Linked DNA regions of Mus musculus: region 2 is linked to region 1. Evidence: chromatin contacts called from ENCODE Hi-C data. All regions are on one chromosome and are shown on one strand. Each heading gives the region's core, a stretch centred on a gene start or an enhancer-like site at or near the end of the contact. The rest is flanking DNA. Distances are from core to core; before and after follow the strand shown.

Region 1 (5,281 bases), core at 1,424-3,923:
AGGACAGCCAGGGCTACACAGAGAAACCCTGTTTCGAGAAAACAAAAACAAAAAAAAACAACAAGAACAAAAACAAAAAAAAGAACACACGGACAACCATAGGTTAGCTCCACCTGTGATAATTTATCAGCCTTCTATTACAAAATGAAAGACTACAAAGTTCCATTAGACAATGCAGAGCTTTGTAACTTATCCCCAGGAAGATATCACACATAAAAGGATGCTTAGAGCTCTTTAAAAAACTGAGGCAAGAGTGAGGACATACTGAATGACAGATAAGGGAAAGAGCCTGTAGGTTGCTGTCAGTTCTCTGACAACCATCACCCCACTGGCTTCCAGACCACCTCACTCTCACTTAACAGGTAGAGTGAAGACTTGGACATATTATTCCAATGCTAACTCTACCTGGGCACCATTGAATAACTGAAATGAGCAATGGTGAGAAAGATGCCAACACTGGTACTTAATTTGTTGCTACAGAAAACAAAAATTCCAGACTATTGTATGAGTCCGATCTCATTATTCCCCATCAGGAAAATACCTAATGACCAAACCCTTCATGGGTCCCTACTGCTTACTGCCTTGGTCAGCATGTAAGAAAGACCCTTGGTGATCTAATTTCCTGGTTACTTCTGCAATCTCATCAAACAAACAGTAATTAAACCATGTTCAATTTCTTTAAGTGTATCCAACGTACCTCTTTTCAAGCAGCAGTTCATCTGCCTACACCAATATGCCGGATTCTACTCTGTCTACATTCAACCCAAACTCCTATTCCTCATTGAGTCTGTGTACACCTTACCCTGAAAGGCTTCTGCAAACCACCTGAGAAGGATCACTCCCTGGCACCATCAGTCCACACTTACAAATGTCTGCACATTTCGGCAAACAATTTCCTACACTAACTCTTGAGTGTTCTATGAGCACAGATTCTGTTCTGGATCTCTGTAGCTAACTGGGTCTAATCTGAAGGACTGGTTTTCCCACTAGAAGAAATTAATCATGAGCACAGAGAACACAGTGATACAAGCACCTGTCTCTACATTTCAGCAGGAAAGATAAAGAAATTCTAAGATGGCTCTAGAAAAACCAAACAATTATGTAAAGGCAGGCACAGGGCACATGAAGGCTTCCATCATCTTCAATGACTGCCCTTTTCATCTCCCCAGCCCCATTCCAGTCTGAATACGGAATCCTCTAATGAACAGGGATAGCAGCAATAACCTACTATAAAGGGAGAACCAACACTCTGATCATTTTTATTGCTAAGGTGTGTGTGTGGGGGGGGGGGGGTTGATAAAAGGTAATATTGCGTAATTCATTTTTATTTACACAAATTTAATTGTGTAATCAATATATATTTAATTATATGTTGAAATTGTTCTTGACATAGTACTTTTACAATCATTAGAAAATGTTAAGTTGCTGAAAAATAGTGCATGACATTACTGAGAAACATCGCCGGGAGCTTCAGTTTGGACACTCCAAAGTCACTTAAAAGGGAGTATTTATCTGTGGTACTTGCATACACACACATGTGCCAGTGTGCTTGCATGTATTCATAAGCTTGAAAGGGGCTTTTTAAAAATCAGCGTTCAGAACAAGTGAATTAATGCCATTCAAAATGATTTCACGGTTTAAATCCACAAAACAAAGGACCTTAATAATGGCAAAGACTTGGTACCTTCATAAAAACAAAAGTAGTTTATAAATCATGCCCTACAAAATGAAACAAATGGGAACAAAATTTGGTCTTAATACTCAGAAACCATTCTGTTACAAGAAAGACGAAGACTTTATCATTGGACCCCTTTCTGTCTAGTAGTGACTCTTCTCAAGACAGCATTGCTTATTCTGCCTCGGAACAGGTTTTACAACTTCTAGGTAATTCATGACCTGTTCTAGAATAATTACGGCCACGTAACATCTTACACATAACCGAGAGCATTTAGATTTTTTTTTTCACGCCTACGGGGAGGAGGGGAAGCTGTGTGTATGTGTAAAAATTTCAGAAACCCGTGCACCTGAATACTCACTCATTCTAAGTCTTGACGAACAGAAATCAGAGCCAAGTCAGACAACGTGAAGGTGCATTGGCATAGACAAGAGGAAGGTAAACAGTGCAAAACTCCTGTTTCGTGTTAAACAAACGGAAAGTTTTGGGTTCTCGGGGAGACACTTTCTTGGGGCTAATCAGACCTAAAAGATGGTTCGCTGAGACCGGAAAGGCCCGCAAACAGATTGCAGGAATATGTTTTCACCTTGGTTGGCTAAAAGCTGCACACGCGTGGGATTCCTGGCCATCGGGTGCGTCCCCTGCCCGGGCTCCGGGTCCCCAGATCCGAGTTCTACCCCGAACCCTATCCAGATCTCAATCTGGACTTGCCAGCGCCGCGTCCACCCTCCCGCCGGCCTCACCTTGGTTACAAAAAAGGCTCCACAGTTTAGCGAAGATCAGCCCCATCATGAGCCCCGGACGGGACAGACTTCCTGGGCAGCACTCGGCGGCAGGTGCCGCGGCGCCCGCGGTGGAACCGAGGGGAAGCCGATCCGGAGCCGCGGAGCCTCAAGAGTCCAGCGAAGCTTTGGTCCTCCGCGGAGCCGGGAACCGCCGCAGACTCCTTTGTTCGCAGCGCGCTGAGCCCAGCCCCGACCCGTAGTCGCTCGGTCTGCGCCCACCTACCCTGCACAGCCTGGGCTGGCCACGAGCCCCGCCCCCGCCCCGCCTCCCCACCTACGCCCGGGACCACCCATCGCCGGAAGGTCGGCACGTGACGTCGGCGCGCTGACGTCAGCGGGCGCCTGGGACGTGGCGGGTCCTCCCTGTACACTTCCGGTGTGCGGATGGTGGGCGGGCTTGGCGTCTGCGGAGGCGGGGTGTGGCCGATCTGGGGATTTCCTCGGCGCGCGCTCCCTCTCCTGCCACTCTGAAGAAACGCGGACTGAGGTCCAGAGCAGCGGTCATCCCCGAGGCCTGGCCACCGCGTCCCTCGCTGCTGACCGCCTGAGGAACCTCAGCTGGCGCGGTCCTCTGACTGAAGCGGAGGAGTGGGTTTCCGTTCCTGTCCCAGTGTTGGGATTCTAGCGTGATTCTTAATTCTGAATGGAATTGATAGGGACGTGCGTGCTGGAATGCCTGTAGCCAGGGTCCAGTTAAGTTTCTAAAATCAAAGTGCCATCAGTTTGGCCAAGCGTTAGGTGTGGTAGTTAATCTCAAAATCCTTACCAGTTGAAACTGGAAACTTCATAGGCCAGACTAGTCCTTGAGGCCACCTGGCGGGCCCCACATAACCAGAGAAGAAGCCTGCCAGCCTGACCTTGTAACAAGGTAAACTGTCCCATGACCTATTCCAAATAAAACAAATGAGTATAGCTTAAGATGCCCTGCTAGTGGCCGGGCGTGGTGGCGCACACCTTTAATCCCAGCACTCGGGAGGCAGAAGCACGCGGATTTCTTGAATTCAAGGCCAGCCTGTTCTACAGAGTGAGTTCCAGGACAGCCAGGGCTACACAGAGAAACCCTGTCTCGAAAAACAAAACAAACAAAAAAAAGATGCCCTGCTAGTGCTACACTTCAAAGGACAGTGAAGACTTGAAAACTCGGGTACAAGATCACAACAACTTCTTGATACTAAACCATAGCTCCAGCCTCTCCTACAGAGGAAAAGTTGTACTGATCCTGTTCAAACATAGCTTTAATGATCATCCGTTGGACTACAAATTTGAATGAGTTTGTGGTTGCGCAAACTTATCATTTCTACTTTTGGCCTCATTATTAAAAAGCCGACTTAAGATTCTCTAACGCCCTTTTCAGGTTAGAATTTAGAAATTTGAAAGTTTTGCTAACCTGAAGGAAAAGAAACTTACTCTGACTGAAACAAATGATAGATGCTCACAAATACAGTTGAATATTGCCTAAACTAATAAATGCTGATGCATGTACTGATGTTAGGAAAAAATGGAACTTGTTTATACTGTACATGTGTATTGACTATATATGTATGTATATATATAATACATTATATATACATATATATGTAATGCTTGTCAGAAATGTAATGAAAATAGAAAAATCTGAGCATAAGCGTCTTAAATGTAGCTCAAAAACTAAATACTTTTTCTTTAAATATCCCTTTAAGGTTTTGTTGAGACTAATTTCAGTGTTGCCTTTGGTATACAAGAGGTAATATTGATGTGTATCATGGTGCCACTTGAAAATGAATATAGTTTGAGTTCATGAGATAAGAATAACTTCGTGAAAATATTATGAAATGACAACTTTCAGTGAAGTAGAATCCCATTAAAATGTCTCCAACAAAATATAAGTACTAAATTAGTATAAAATAAACTGAAGTTTCAAGGAAGTAAAATGTTAACTTACAAGGCCTAAAAAAAGGAAAATTATATAGATTAGGAGGAACCAATGTAAACTGACCAGGTGATACTTGGAAAAACTTGATATATTTGGCATTGAGTTCAACTTATTAATCAGTTAAGTTAGATCAGTTTGTACAGGCCTTGAAAAAAAGAGAGTTCAAGAAACTGTGTGTTCTGCCAGCTCAGGAAAAAAAGCCACTCTTCAAAAACATCAAACATTTTCATGTCAATTACAATTTTAATCCAGTTTGCTGATTTCCAGATGAACCAGGGTTGATTGAGTGCCCATACGGAAGTTCTTTTCTGCCATATGGTCGAAGAAATCAATATAATTTCATTCAGGAATATCCTATTAGACACTTTTAGATGCTGTAGATGATTAATTGTTGAAAACAATTTAATATCATTCTTGAAAGTAGAAAAGAATGTATTGATAAATTTCTGATGAAGTTGTTTTAAAATTCACAGAGGTTACACAATACCTTGAGCTTCATAATTTTTGCTAGACCAAAATATCTTTAAGTTTATGACTCTGCTCATATGTGAGCAGTGTGGCTTTTTTCTCTCCTCTGTACTTCTGGGATCACCATAGCAAGCCTCCCCAGAGTTTTCTCCAGTGAGTCTCCCAACAGGTGCTTGGAAGCTGTCACCTTGTGCTTATCATTTGGAGACATGCTTACTGTCTTCCTGGATCCAGGAAAGGCACAGTGGTTTGTAAAATACCCTTTGTAGGATGGTTTTGAAGCTGACCCATTTTGTGCGATGCTCATGGTCCTCTCCTCTTTATAAACAATGTACCCTGCCTTTTGTTACAATCTTGTACTTAGGGCGAGGCCTATTACACATTTATATAACCTCCCATTAAAAACCCGGAAATCTGCACTCCTCCCTTACATAGACGAGT
Region 2 (5,281 bases), core at 1,727-4,226, 1.5 Mb after region 1:
AATTCACAACAATAGTAAAATCACAGTGATGAAGTAGCAAGAAACTAATTTTATGGTTGGGGGTAACTACAACATGAGATACTGTATTACAGCGTCCCAGCATTAGGAAGGTAGAGGACCACTGTTCTAGATTTATTTAATATATTGATTGTTGAGTATATATACAAATATCTGAGACTGTGTAGTTTCCTATTTATAGTTTTACATTTTACTATGAATATATATTGATAATATTAATATTGCATAATTAGTGCTAGAAAAACTTTTCATTAAATATATTAGTGTGTATGTAGTTTCTATAAGCTGGGTTGGCTAAATATTCTATTTTCCTAAGACATTTAAAAAGCTTTCTGTCAGATTTTGCTGAAGGGACCCTGTTATAGCTGTCTTGAATGAGGCTATGCCAGTGCCTGGCAAATACAGAAGTGGATGATAACAGTCATCTATAAGATGGAACACAGCGTCCCCAATGGAGAAGCTAGAGAAAGCACCCAAGGAGCTGAAGGGGTCTGCAACCCTATAGGTGGAACAATAACATGAACTAAACAGTACCCCCAGAGCTTGTATCTCTAGCTGCATATGTAGCAGAAGATGGCCTAGTCGGCCATCACTGGGAAGAGAGGCCCCTTGGTATTGCAAACTTTATATGCCCCAGTACAGGGAAATGCCAGGGCCAAGAATCAGGAGTGGGTGGGTAGGGGAGCAGGGCGGAGGGAGGGTATAGGGAACTTTTGGGATAGCATTTGAAATGTATAGAAAATATCTAATAATATATATATATAAAGTTTTCTGTCTAGACGTTTCAGTTCGAATGTGGGGCTAAATCAGAGACTACTCTATCAAATACTAACCCAAGGATGGTTTGTTGGGACTGCGAAACACTCAGTAACCATTTCTTCCCTCTTCCTCTTCATGACGAGGAAAACAGGTTATCTCAAAGTCACACAACCAGTTACTAAAGGCTAAATTCTAGTTTTGAACCGTCCTTCTACCATACAACATCCTTTCTTACCAAAATAAGTGACTAACGAGTGCAGAAAACATAAAGGACAATGTATATTGGCCTTTAAAAAATTGGGCCTTAAGTCCAATTGATATTGGTTGGCTATTTTCACAGGGTTTAGGCCACCATTGTACTAACATAACTTTCAGAGAGAACAGCAGTGTATATCAAAGGGTCTGTGACTAGGATGGTGTTTACATTTCTCCTTTGGTAGCTAGCATGCAGAGTAACTTCCTAGACCAAAGAGGTTAGCATGCTGAGGCTTTATGTAGGAACCAACTTAACTTCTTCATGTTCAATGAGTTGTGCAGGTATTGTCTTCAGCAATTCGGACTTGCTGTTGGTTTGTGGAGAGCAACTTATAGTTTTAGCAACAGCTTGGGTTGTTTGAGAGTTTGAGAGTCAGTGACTTGTTCAGTCATCCTCAGAGAAAGCTTTCACCTGTAGCAGATGGGAATAAAAACAGCGACACAGAGCCAGACATTCTGTAGAGAGCACTGGAATGCTCAGTCATAAATGGTATGTCTCCATCAAATCCCTTCCCTAAGGGCTCAGGGAACCCCATGGAGGAGGAGATGGGAAGAGTGTAAGAGCCAGAGGGAATGGAGGACAACCAAGAAACGAAGGCCCTTTAAATCAATGTGATCAACACATATTGAACTCAAAAAGACTGAGGCAGCATGCACAGGCCTGCACCGTGTGGGGCCCTAGAGCTGCAAGGAGAACTGGGCACATCCCATCCCTAATTCAGAACAATATCTGGTTGATAACCTCCTGCAAATGAAGATTTGTTTTCCTCCAAGGGAATCTCACTGGGGAAACAAACTACTCTTAAGAGTAGGCCGTGGGCCCAGCAGTTGATGGCCAACAGGAAATGAACTCAATAGCATCATTGGAGAGTCTTTGTCTTATAATGTTGTGCCAGGGCTCCTCCTCCTTCAATTTTTAACTTATGTTTTATTTTATTTTATTTTATTTTATTTTATTTTATTTTATTTTATTTATATATTTTCTTCTCTCTTTTTACCCTACTGCTCTTTGCATTTATTATTATGGTTTCCAGTTAAGTGTTTTTATGAGTGTGCAAATGGGTTTTCCATTTCTTGGGCCTTTTCTTGTCTCCCGTCGCCCCCCCCCGCCCCCCCCCCCCCGTTTGCTTTGCTCAATACCGATGTGTTAGTTTTTGTTGTCTTGTTTTATTTCATTGTTATAGAAGCCCATTTGTTTTCTAATGAGAGACAGAAACTGGGTGGATCTTGATGGGGTGGGGAGGAGCTAGGGGTACTTCAGTAAAGGAGGAGGAATTGCAATCAGGATATATTATGTGAAGAAGAAAATCTGTTTTCAATAAAAAGAAACAGCATGTGTCGGGGTAAATAGGATGAGTCCTATTTTCATTTATAGCAGGCATCCTCCCTATTATGAATGGGCTCAGAGGGATCGGCTTTAAGTACTTGTAATTCTGGAGCTTTCTTTAGGAAAGAGCCTGGTAGGACTTAACTTCTTACTCTCGCACAGGCACACCAGAGAGCATATAGATATGTGCCCAAGATTCCTCAAAGAATTGCTTGATCAGGTCAGACTTTAAAAGAACAAAAGGAACCTGCAGTTAAAAACAAACAAACAAAAAAACCAAAACCAAACAAACAAAAAGACTGTGTTCTAATCAGTAATTTACTTCAAAGCCAAGGGTGGTTTCAGCTCTCTACTCAAGGCCTCAGAAAACACAAAACAAGGAGGAAAAAGCACAAATCAGGCTAAGGAGCGGCAGTCTCTCACTTGGGAGGCCTTATTAATAGTTTGTCTGTCCTTTGTCCCCTTCCTAGCCCTGCTAGCCCCCGGGCTCCAAACTGTGATCTTAATCTGCAGCTAGAGGAACAGGGGGTTGGGGGAACTGAAAAGCCGCGGAACCAGAAGCGAAGGGAACGGAGCGGACATGGGGGAGTAAGAGACGCAGAGAACCGGTAGGCCTAGTTTCCAGGCCGCGGTCGCGGTTGCGAGAGGATGGAACCTCTGCGTGTCCTGGAGCTGTACAGTGGCATTGGTGGCATGCACCACGCGCTGCGAGGTGAGCGGACAGACAGCTTCTCTTGGATTCACTTGGGGCCGCAGGTTCCGGCTCTCGCGCCGCGGAGGGGCGGGGCGGCGGGGCGGTGGGGCGGGACCTGGTGCGGTCGACCTCGGTTGCCCTGGAAACCACTTTAGTGAGCCTCCCTGGTCCGCCCCTCCAGGCTGAGACTCCCCTACTCTGGCCCCAATCCTTGGAGCCTAAGCAGGCCGGCTCCCCATGGTACTGTTTGTGAGGCTGCATTCGTGTGCAGCCAAATGAACCTAAGTTGCTTCAGACAAAGTTAAGGCAAGGGCGAGCCCTTTGCCCAAAGCCAAGATCCAAATTCTAGACTGGCTGTCACTGGGCTTGGAGGAAGTCACGAAAGCGGGCGGGGGTGGGTTGGAGCAGGGGGATAACTGCAGTTCAAGATAGAAATGTACAAGTATTAGTGTGAAGGGGGAGAATTAAAAACAGTAATGTGCTTGACACACTGTAGCAGCTTAGAAATTAGTTTGCTGTCACTTAGGTTTGGAAGCTTCGTAATTTCTTTGGTCTCTACCCACTTTTGTGATAACTCAGAAATATTTACTTGGTGAACTCCATTGACCAGTACTGTATTTTAGGCACTTGGGATATGAAGTGACAGTGGGTGTGCGGGCGCGTGTTTGTGTGTGTGTGTGTGTGTCTGTGCACATGTGCAAGCACGTCTGTCCTGAAGTTGCTAAGACTAAGACAAATGCAAAAAGGAAACTTTGCTTCTCTTTTTATTAACTAGAGTAACAAGAAGCTAAGTGGAGCAAGATTTTTGTATTCCTTCACTCTTGAAAGTCCCTAAGTTCTAGCCTTTACTTTTACTTTTGCTTCTGTTGCCTCTCAGAGATTGCAAATTCAAACTTTTCTACGATAGCTTTTTTTTTTTTTTTAACCTGCCTTATGTTAGTTAATATATGACCTGTTAAGAAATACTTTCCCTGTTATCCAAAGTAACTTTCTGGTTACCGAAAGCTCCCTACATCTTCGGTTTGAGGTTTGCTTATAGAAGAGGTCTTAATCATATTAATTAATAACAATTAATATTTAATTATTAATCTTTTTTAGTGTTTGTATGTTAGATAAACTTTGGTTTTAAATTTATCTGTAAGGAAGTAGTACATCCTGGTGTTTTTCTTTATTTATGCAGCTAATAAAGATTAATAACAGTGACAGCTGGCTTTACCTTTTATTAAGGGCATCTACATGTCAGGACCTGTTCTGAGTCTGTAATAAGCTAGCTTGGTGGTAGAGCCAGAAGCCTAACCTAGATCTGTCTAGCAGATCTCTTAGCCACACTTCGTTACTACCATTGGTCCCATTCACTAACTTAGATGAAGAGCAGTAGTAAGAATATTGGCTGCTAATTTGTCCACTTCTAGATAATATTTGCAATGGAATATTTTATTGTTGTAAATGTGTGTATACACATATATACACACTATAAAATGTGTCATTTTGTGTTTCAGTGTACAGTTAATCAACAGCAAGTGTGCTTACGAAGTCATACAATTGTAAACATTATTAGTTTTCAAACATTTTCATCATCACAGACAGAAGCATTGCACCCACTTAAAAATATTTTAGCGCCTCTCTTCCTGAAGATATTAAAGCCTCTATTCTACTTTGGTCTTATCTCTTCTAGGTACCTCATAAGTAGAATAATCTGTTCTTTGATGTCTAGCTTAACAATTTACACAATGTTTACAAAGTTCATCTGTGCTGTAGAATGTGTCAATGCCTCATTCCTTTTTATGGCTGAATAATATATTGCTGTATAGATAACAGTATTGTCTATTTATTCATTGTTACTAGATAAAGATTTTCAACCTGCTTGCTATTGTGAATAATCTCTCTCTGAATATTGGCCTATAAGTATCTGTTTGGATTCTTGCTTTGTATTCTCTTGGGTATATGCTTAAGAATGGGCAAACTCTGAGAGTGCAGAGATGGCTCAGCTGTAAGGAGCACTGGCTGCTCTTCCAGAGTCCTGAGTTCAATTCCCAGCAACCACATGGTGGCTCACAACCATCTGTAATGGCATCTGATGCCCTCTTCTGGTGTGTCTGAAAACAGTAATAGTGTACTCATATACATAAAGTAAGAAAATAAATCATAAAAAATGGTCAAACTCCAAACATTTTCTGTTTCATTATCTTCTATAAAATGAGGACACAATAATATATCAAAAGGGAGTG

The links. A loop is a pair of places that touch in the nucleus more often than their neighbours do.
Region 2: a map of v-Abl transformed pro-B cells shows a loop between it and region 1 (4-fold over the local background). The contact joins the promoter of Trdmt1 here to the promoter of Arl5b in region 1. A Hi-C loop is called at or near these places in 2 of 37 maps with a recorded cell type or tissue (T-helper 17 cell and v-Abl transformed pro-B cells).

What each region holds. Positions count from the first base shown.
Region 1 is chr2:15,052,712-15,057,992 of GRCm38, reverse strand. It overlaps Arl5b (ADP-ribosylation factor-like 5B), which reads right to left and starts at 2,673. Exons shown (of 6, transcript NM_029466.5): 1 at 2,419-2,673. The coding sequence starts at 2,464. It also overlaps a transcript of Nsun6 not described here.
Region 2 is chr2:13,542,359-13,547,639 of GRCm38, reverse strand. Trdmt1 (tRNA aspartic acid methyltransferase 1) reads left to right here and starts at 2,976. Exons shown (of 11, transcript NM_010067.4): 1 at 2,976-3,071. The coding sequence starts at 3,008.